2 separate regions of the Homo sapiens genome follow, and region 1 is linked to region 2. The links are chromatin contacts, found by Hi-C or POLR2A ChIA-PET in ENCODE. All regions are on one chromosome and are shown on one strand. Each heading gives the region's core, a stretch centred on a gene start or an enhancer-like site at or near the end of the contact. The rest is flanking DNA. Distances are from core to core; before and after follow the strand shown. Region 1 has its middle 25 kb from the start of FAM3C. Region 2 has its middle 130 kb from the start of FAM3C.

What was found. A loop is a pair of places that touch in the nucleus more often than their neighbours do. ChIA-PET counts read pairs that join two places held with the same protein, here RNA polymerase II (POLR2A). Pooled maps may share reads with other maps.
Region 1: a loop to region 2 is called in a pooled map, with 4 times the contacts of the local background. The contact joins two enhancer-like sites. A Hi-C loop is called at or near these places in 12 of 168 maps with a recorded cell type or tissue (B cell, CD4-positive, alpha-beta T cell, CD4-positive, alpha-beta memory T cell and 8 more), 31 of 37 single-sample maps with no recorded cell type and 16 of 50 pooled maps. POLR2A ChIA-PET finds 5 or more read pairs at or near these places in 12 of 52 experiments (AG04449, B cell, BJ and 9 more).

Annotation. Positions count from the first base shown.
Region 1 is chr7:121,418,974-121,423,242 of GRCh38, reverse strand. No RefSeq gene overlaps it. Among named protein-coding and RNA genes, the nearest start is that of FAM3C, 25 kb to the right of the region's middle. Within about 2 kb of position 2,067, at least 2 of the 41 ENCODE cell types and tissues checked have a DNase peak (open chromatin) inside an H3K27ac peak, as active enhancers do; they include PC-9, where a contact is called at or near this core.
Region 2 is chr7:121,527,744-121,532,227 of GRCh38, reverse strand. No RefSeq gene overlaps it. Among named protein-coding and RNA genes, the nearest start is that of FAM3C, 130 kb to the right of the region's middle. Within about 2 kb of position 1,792, at least 10 of the 41 ENCODE cell types and tissues checked have a DNase peak (open chromatin) inside an H3K27ac peak, as active enhancers do; they include PC-9, where a contact is called at or near this core.

The DNA.
Region 1 (4,269 bases), core at 818-3,317, 110 kb after region 2:
TGACTGTGCCCTCACCTACAATTGTACTTTCTTTGTTGAAATACTTATGCTCCAGGGAAGAGGTTATACTAATCATGGTAGTGCTCCCTTGATTCATTTTTTGAACAAATTGTGTCCGGAATTGGTGGGTTCTTGGTCTCACTGACTTCAAGAAGGAAGTCGAGGACCCTCGCGGTGAGTGTTACAGTTCTTAAAGGTGGCATGTCCGGAGTTCATTCCTTCTGATGCTCGGATGTGTTTGGAGTTTCTTCCTTCTGGTGGGGTTCGTAGTCTCGCGGGCTCAGGAGTGAAGCTGTGGACCTCAGCGGTGAGTGTTACAGCTCTTAAGGCCTCGCATCTGGAGTTGTTCTTTCCTCCCGGTGGGTTTGTGGTCTCGCTGGCTTCAGGAGTGAAGCTGCAGACCTTCATGGTGAGTGTTACAGCTCATAAAGGCAGCGTGGACCCAAAGAGTTAGCAGCAGCAAGATTTATTGCAAAGAGCGAAAGAACAAAGCTTCCACAGTGTGGAAGGGGACCGGAGCAGGTTGCCACTGCTGGCTCGGGCAGCCTGCTTTTATTCTCTTATCTGGCCCCACCCACATCCTGCTGATTGGTCCATTTTACAGAGAGCCGAGTGGTCTGATTGGTGCATTTACAATCCCTGAGCTAGACACAAAGGTTCTCCACCTCCCCACTAGATTAGCTAGATACAGAGTGTAGACACAGAAGTTCTCCAAGTCCCCACCAGAGTAGGTAGATACAGTGTGTCGATTGGTGCATTCACAAACCCTGAGCTAGACACAGGGTGCTGACTGGTGTGTTTACAAACCTTGAGCTAGGTACAGAGTGCCCATTGGTGTATTTACAATCCCTTAGCTAGACATAAAGGTTCTCCAAGTCCCCACCAGAGTAGCTGGATACAGAGTGTCCATTGGTGCATTCACAAACCCTGAGCTAGACACAGGGTGCTGATTGCTGTGTTTACAAACCTTGAGCTAGATACAGAGTGCCGATTGGTGTACTTACAATCCCTTAGCTAGACATAAAGGTTCTCCAAGTCCTCACCAGAGTCAGGAGCCCAGCTGGCTTCACCCAGTGGATCCCGCACTGGGGCCACAGGTGGAGCTGCCTGCCAGTCCCGCGCCATGCACCCACACTCCTCAGCCCTTGGGTGGTCGATGGGACTGGGCACCGTGGAGCAGGGGGCGGTGCTTGTCCGGGAGGCTCAGGCCACACCGGAGCCCACGGAAGCGGGGAGGCTCAGGCATGGCTGGCTGCAGTTCCCAAGCCCTGCCCCATGGGGAGGCAGCTAAGGGCCGGCAAGAAATTGAGCGCAGCGCCGGTGGGCTGGCACTGCTGGGGGACCCAGTACACCCTCCACAGCTGCTGGCCTGGGTGCTAAGCTCCTCATTGCCCTGGCCAGCAGGGCCAGTGGGCCGTTCCAAGTGTGGTGCCCGCCAAGCCCACGCCCACCCGGAACTCCAGCTGGCCCACAAGCAGGGTGTGCAGCCCTAGTTCTTGCTTGCGCCTCTCTGGTTCCCGCTTGCGTATCTTCCTCCACACCTCCCTGCAAGCTGAGTGAGCCAGCTCTGGCCCTGGCCAGCCCAGAAACAGGTTCCCACAGTGCAGTGGTGGGCTGAAGGGCTCCTCAAGTTCTGCGAAAGTGGGAGCCCAGGCAGAGGAGGTGCCCAGAGCAAGCGAGGGCTGCGAGGGCTGCCAGCACACTGTCATCTCTCAAAATGTTCACTAAGTGCTACCGGGTGGTAGGCATTGCTCTAGGTCCTAAGGAAAGAGTATTTGAACAAGCTCCTTGCTCTCATGGAGCTTAAATTCTCATAGCAGAGATAAACAATAAATAAGTAAAAAAAATCAGTGACATGACCTTACTATTTGTACAATGAAGAAAGTAAAGTAAGAGGCTACTGAATATCGAAGTAGGGAGGTCGGGTAAAGCCTTCCTACTGAGAAGTGGTCAGAGAACTGAATGATGAGATAAAGCAGCCATGCAGTATCTGCGGAGAGAAAATTCCAGGTAAAGATAACAACAGGTATAAGTCCATGAGGCAAGAACCAGCCTAGCAGGTTGAAGAACAAGAAGGCAAAATGACTAAGCACAGTAAACAGGGGGGAGGAATAAATGAGGTCAGGGAGATAGGAAAGTGCCTGATTATATTGGGCTATATAAGCCTTGGTCAGGAGTTTGGATAGAACAGAAATTAATTATATGTATATTATAGAAAATAAATATGGTTGTGGTTGGTATCATAATCTGCAGCTCAACTTAGAACAGAAGTACTTAAACGGGACACTACAACTACACTTAAAGCTTCCAGTAAGTTTTTCAATGGTCCCATCTTTGACATAAGCTACACCAAGTGTCACCAGGCACCTGAGGAGAGCACTAGAAGAAAGTCAGAAATCCAAGCAAATACAAACAAAGAAGGGGACAGTGCAAAAGCATGAAAATTGCTATTTTTGTTCTTATTTATTTATTTATTTTTCAACTGGCCAAGTCAATATGTATTAAAAAACACACAAACACATGCACAGTGGTAACAAAATAGAGACAGGGAAAGGAGACTCTACATCTCCTATCTGGGGACAGGCTGACCACATAGCATTTCTACAGGGCACGCCTCACTTTAAGAAAGAAGGTATCTTCAAGACCAGATTGACAAGCTAGATAAATGGATAAATCTTTGTTTTTGTGAGAGAACTATATATATATATATATTTTTTTTTTTTGTCAGAGTCTTGCTCTGTCGCCCAGGCTGGAGTGCAGTGGCATGATCTTGGCTCATTGCAACCTTCGCCTCCTGGGCTCAAGCAATTCTCCTGCCTCATCCTCCCAAGTAATGGGACTACAGGCAAGTGCCACCAAACTCGGCTCATTTTTTTATTTTTAGTAGAAATGGGATTTCACCACGTTGGCCAGGCTGGTCTTGAACTCCTGACCTCAGGTGATCCACCTGCCTTGGCCTCCCAAGTGCTGGGATTGCAGGCTGAGCCACCATGCCCAGCCTGTAAGAGCACTTAAGGCAGCTTCACTACTCTGAGGAATAGGAAGTAGAAGAGATTTATGCAGGAGTATTCACAAACCCCTCCAGTTGTGCTAAGAGGGCTCATGAGTACCTGACATGGTTCTGGAAGCAAGAAAGGAGAGAACAGATTTTCCTTGAGACTGCTTTCCTTTCCCAGAAGAGGAGGAATGTTCTCCAAGGAAGACTGGAGAAAGAGGCTCCTCCCAGGAGCTCAGGGAACCAGCTTCTTGGGAAAGCAGGACCAAAGTGCAGGCCCGTGTTGGTGCCTGCCAGCCTGGCAGGACTTTGGCACAGGAACACAGGTCCAGAGCCTTGCCTAGGGTCACTGGTCCTCCTTTCTATAGAGCTCCATAAGGTCCAGAGACTGTTGCCTCATCAGATAGCTACATCTGTGGCTTGGGTTACACGTGAGATCTTGTAGGACAGCCATATGCTTGTCATGCAGGAAAGGTGGCAACAAAATCAAAGATATACAGGGGAGAGAGAGGAGAGAAAGTTACAGGCCAAAGGCCTATCACTTGGGCAATTCTTTCTGTTTCTCAACTCTGTGCTCATTCCCTGTATGTCTGTGGCCAGCAAGGAGCTTGGGTAGTCATCTGACCCAATCACCTCATCCTCACTCAGGTACAGAGGTGAAGCCCAGAGAGGCCCAGCCGCCAGCCTCGGGTTCCCTAGGTTGGGTCCAGGGCAGGCCAGGCCACCAAGCCTCTGGGTCACCACCCTCGGCCCTTCTCACTCAAGGCAGCTTCAATGCCCACGTGTGGGTTTATATTTACAACTGAGTTGGCTGGACTTTGATTATCCACTCCTGCTATCAGTCCAGTTCTAGTTATAAAGCTTGGAGGCCACCATGATGGAGGTGATTAGGAGGAGCAGGGTAGTGATTAAATAGTGCAAAGTTCTGATAGGGGCCAGCAGATATAGGTGAGCATGCAGAACAGGTGGATCAGAAAAAATGGTACTGATTAAATAGTGCAGAAGTTCTGACAAGGGCCAACAGATACAGGTGAGCAGGCAGAAGAGGTGGATCAGAAAAAATGGTGAGGATCATTATCAAGTTGAAAATGGTGACCACTTCAAAGTAGCTGTAAGTGCTGTAGTCAGTCTACAGAGAGCTCTGAACACAGATGAAGGCAATCAACAGGATGACCTTGTCATTTTCTAGTAGTGGTGAACTCAAGAAGAGGCCCAAGGCAGGGGAAGCTGTTCTCCAATGGAACAGCCTTTGCAATGATTTCCTAAGTCCCTTG
Region 2 (4,484 bases), core at 543-3,042:
AATAAGGGATAGAGATAGGCAGATAGATATGTATTTATTTGTATATGCATAACATATCTCTGTAAGGATAAACAAAAGGAGTTCAGTATTAGTTAATTCTAGAGCAGGGAATTTGTTGCCAGAGTAACAATATGGAAGGGAGATTTTTGTTATACCTTTTCTTCCTTTCGAATGTTGAACCATCTTAACGTATTAACTAACCCAAAATGAAATCCAGTTTAAATTTAAAAAAATCTCGTTGCTGTGAATCACAGTAACATTTAGTTCTGTCCATGTAGTTCTATACCTAGCACATGGGATATCTCCTGCTGTTATGCATAAGATAGGTTGAAATGTGATAATGGGATTAGAATCTAGACAAGGGGATAGGATAGTGCAGACACAGATGATGACAATGAATGTTATGTGCCAAGTTCCACGACACAGTAAAAAAAATCTTTAATTTATATGAGTCAGACTTGAAGTCTCTTATGTGCAAAGCTGTGCTGAAAAGACATGTCGTAGGGACAGTTCTACAACCCCACCTTTCTTCCCTTGCCGCTACATGCCTGTCTTCCTGCTTAATCCTGCTGCCATGTAAAAACAGCTGCCTCTCACTTGTCCCCCACTTGACCTTATTTTATCTGATGCTTTAAAATCCCATTTCACGCAGTCAAAGCTAGCAAAGAAGATAAAGCAGGATTTAGAAGAAGATGGATAATAGAAGGGAAAGGAAGAAAAGCTTTCCTGTGATAAAAATCTGGAAATCTAACCACCAAATTGTAACGTAATTTATATGGGAAAATTCATTTTTGTTTTCTACACAACCAGAACATCAATAAAACACTTTGAAAGGTAACCTGTTTGTAAATTGAGGAACTTCTATGCTTATACTTCCACATGGAGGCATGAAGACTGAGTCACAACGGCAAAAAAAAAAAAAAAACTCCTCAAGATTGATACTTAGACCCATTTAGCAAGGAGGCCTTCTTTTTCTTGAAAATAAATATTATATTGAATTCCATTTACGTATAGTTAATGCTGGCCAGTTTGTGGAGATTGTGGAAAAGCAAAAAAAAAAAAAAAAATGTTAGCACAGGCTTCAAGGGACAATTCTAAAGACCTTCAAGACAGTGACTTCAAGTAGCTTTTTTCCCTCATCTATCACTGACACAAAAATATGTGAAACAGATGGTGGTTCTTGGCTATATATAGTTTTTGTTGAAACTTGTTAAAAACAGTTTGGATCATGATTAAGAAATCTTACCACCTCTTAGCTGAAACATACCCCAAGGTTTTTCTTAGAAGGTGTTAGAAAGGCAGCTGATGATTATAGTCAATGTTTCCTTCTTCTACAAATAAAAAAAAATCTAAAACCACCAATGGCCTTCTGGATACAAGCAAATAAATACACAAAATCAAAGACAACTGGGAGATGTTCATAACTAGTCTAGTTTTTTTATTGAATAAACAGCTGTACTTTGGGTTATTGACATACATATACATTATATGAACTCTTACTTTGACTTAACTTTTTTCTTGCATGAGTCATTGTAGTCATTAGACTGTTTACTGTTTCCTGTTTTGCCCTCCTGGGTGCTGAGTAGATTGACACGTCTTTGCTCCCTTGTGTTTGAATGGGGCTGTGTGATTCATTTGAGCCAGAGAGTTGTGAACAGTGTGTGGTGTGGCTCCCCTGGGCCTGTGCACTTAAGTACCAATGCCAGACCGCAAAAAATTTTTTGTTCCTTTGTCACATTAACCAGAAACAAGTAAGATAGTGGCCACTCTTGCAGCTGAGTTCCTTGACTGACCACAAGAAGCAAAGTTTCATTACCGAACTGTCGTGGACATGCATCAGGAGTGAGAAATAAAGCTGTATTGTTTTAAGCCCTGAAAGTTTTTAGTTTGTTTATTACTGTAGTGTAATCTAGCTTACCCTGACTGATACAGATCATGCTGAAGTCACTGGCAATAAAGCAACAGCCAATGACTTGCCAATGGAAAGGCAGAGAAAAGGAAGGTCTATTCCCAGAGAGAGCATTGCTTTTTCCACGTGAAACAGGACAAAAAAGCAAACAAACAACAAAACAAAAAACAAGTATTCCCAGGCATATATCTGCAATGCTACAGCTGTCCTTTAAGAATGACTCTCTTAATTATGCTCTCGTGATTGCCAAAACATAGAAGCCACTGGAACGAATTTGAGTAAAAAGGATTATGGGATCATTAGGATCTCATAAGTGAAGAAAATCTTAGGAGGTGGAGGAAAAAAACATTAAAAGAAAAACACGTAAGAAAATTAGAGAACCAGTTCAGGAAGTTGACTGGGATTTCTACAAGAAAGAAAAATGAAGGAGATAAATTAGGAATTAAATATAGTTTTCTAGAAATGAAGTTTTTAAAATTTCAGATTGAAAAAAATCCACTGAATTCTCTGCATAAAGATTGAAACCTAACAAGATACACCATGCTGAAATATCAGAATACTGGTGACCACGAGAGGATTCTAAAAAGTCTAGGAGAAACAGGGGTAGGAAGAAAGAAACTGAGAGAGAGGAAAAAGAAAGAAAGGAATGAAGGAAGGAGAAGAGAGAAAGGGAGAAGAAGAGAGGGAGGGAGGAAGGATGGAAGGAAAAAAGAAAGGAAGGAAGGAAGGAAGGAAGATTTCTGACAAAGCATCAATAATCATAATGCATTCTGTATTAGGATGGCATTAGGTGTTGTGTAAAATAGAATCAAACTATAAAATAGCTCAAACATATTAGTTTATTTCTTGTTCAGGTAAAAATCCAAAGTTTCTAGTTAATGGGCAGTTTTTATTTAGTACATCAGGGACTAAGGAACTTTCTTATATTGGGGGTTTCTGTTCTCTAGAATGTCATTATCACCACATTCAGCTGGAAAAATGGTGGGGGGAAGTATGTAGGAAACGTATTATTTTCTTAAAGCCTTTGATCAAGAAGAAAACACGTCACTTTTACTAAAACTGCATTAATACCAGAGCAATCATAACTATAAGCAAGGCTGAAAAAATGCAGCATTGTTGTGCAACATGGAATAAGAGGGACAGGATTTTTAGTGACTAGCCAGCAGTGTAGAGGGAGTAAGAAGGCCCAGTGAGTTCACTAGCAGTAAAGAGGGCTGGTTTCCTTTAGGATCTAAGAAAATAAAATGATGCTTCTGTGCAGGTGTGCAACTGTGCAATAAAAAGAGCATCAAATAGTAAAAGTTTGCGATGCTTGCTTGGAACTGAATCATTTTGATATGACTAATTAGGAAATATGGCTTCATGTGTATTATTATACTGGCACCTGCTGGGTGATATAAATTTGGTGGGTCTCTTTAGGGATATGTTGGCAATACTCCCTTTCTTGGAAAATGCTTAAGGAAGCTTCAGCTGGAAAGGAGACTCTCATGGGGATCCTGAGACACATGAGATTCTGGTTACCATCTTTGCATCTTTTTCTATCAAACAAACCACACTCTACAGCAATATCTGGAGTAGTGCTTCTGTCCTGTGACAAGAGTGGAGAATTATCTTCACATTTTCACCTGGAATGTATTTCTACCCTACAATTTAGTACTCTGCCAAATTACCAATTACACATGAGAATAGAATAAAGACATTTCCACATATGCAGTTTCAAAACTTTTTCTACCCATTGGCCCTTTCTCAGAGATATTTTGGAGGATGTTTTCTACCAAATTGAGGGAGTACGCCAAGAAAGAGGAAGACATAGGACACAGAAAATGGCTGATCCCTTCCAAGAGATAAAGAGAATTCCCAGGACGTCTGCTATTAAAAAGCCTCTGAAAGAAATATCTCTCAAGAAAGGAAATCAGTATATTTCTGGGTGTGTTTAAATGGTTGACATAAGATTTACACATCTAGAGGAGGAAAATTAGTGACAAGTAAGTGGAAGTTCATAGAACAAAAAATGGCACAAAATAAATCTCTAGTACAGACAATTGCTATTCTTCCTCCTTTCTTCTCTTCTCCCCACACATTCCTCCTTTTGTCCTCTTTCAATTGCTCCATCCTCCTCCTCTCTTTCTTACATCCTTCACTTTCTGCTGTATTCTTCAAATAATTTGAGATGCTTTATATGACATACATGCAAACACTAAAGGATAAAACAAAAACTGAGAAAGTTGGAGTAAAGGGGAACAATAAGTGCAAAAAACAATTAAATAAAACTAATTATTACCTCAGCCATGCAGAGGTAGAAAGTAGGAATTGGGAAGGCTTGCAAACAAGTCTCGCCAGAAAGTTCCAATGCCTATACCAGTTGTTTATTGAGGGTGTCCATTTTATTTTCTGTGACGATCACCTCATAATCAGAAAGAATGAGCCCAGGAGTGAGATTGGAGTTGGTCTTATTGCAGGTGAATGAGGAGCCTGTGGCCATCAGGCATGAAGTGAGATCCCCTCCTCTACACAATGCCAAGTTCTCTGTAAGGATCAAGAACCTTAGCAGCAGCTGAGAAAAGGGTCAATAAAT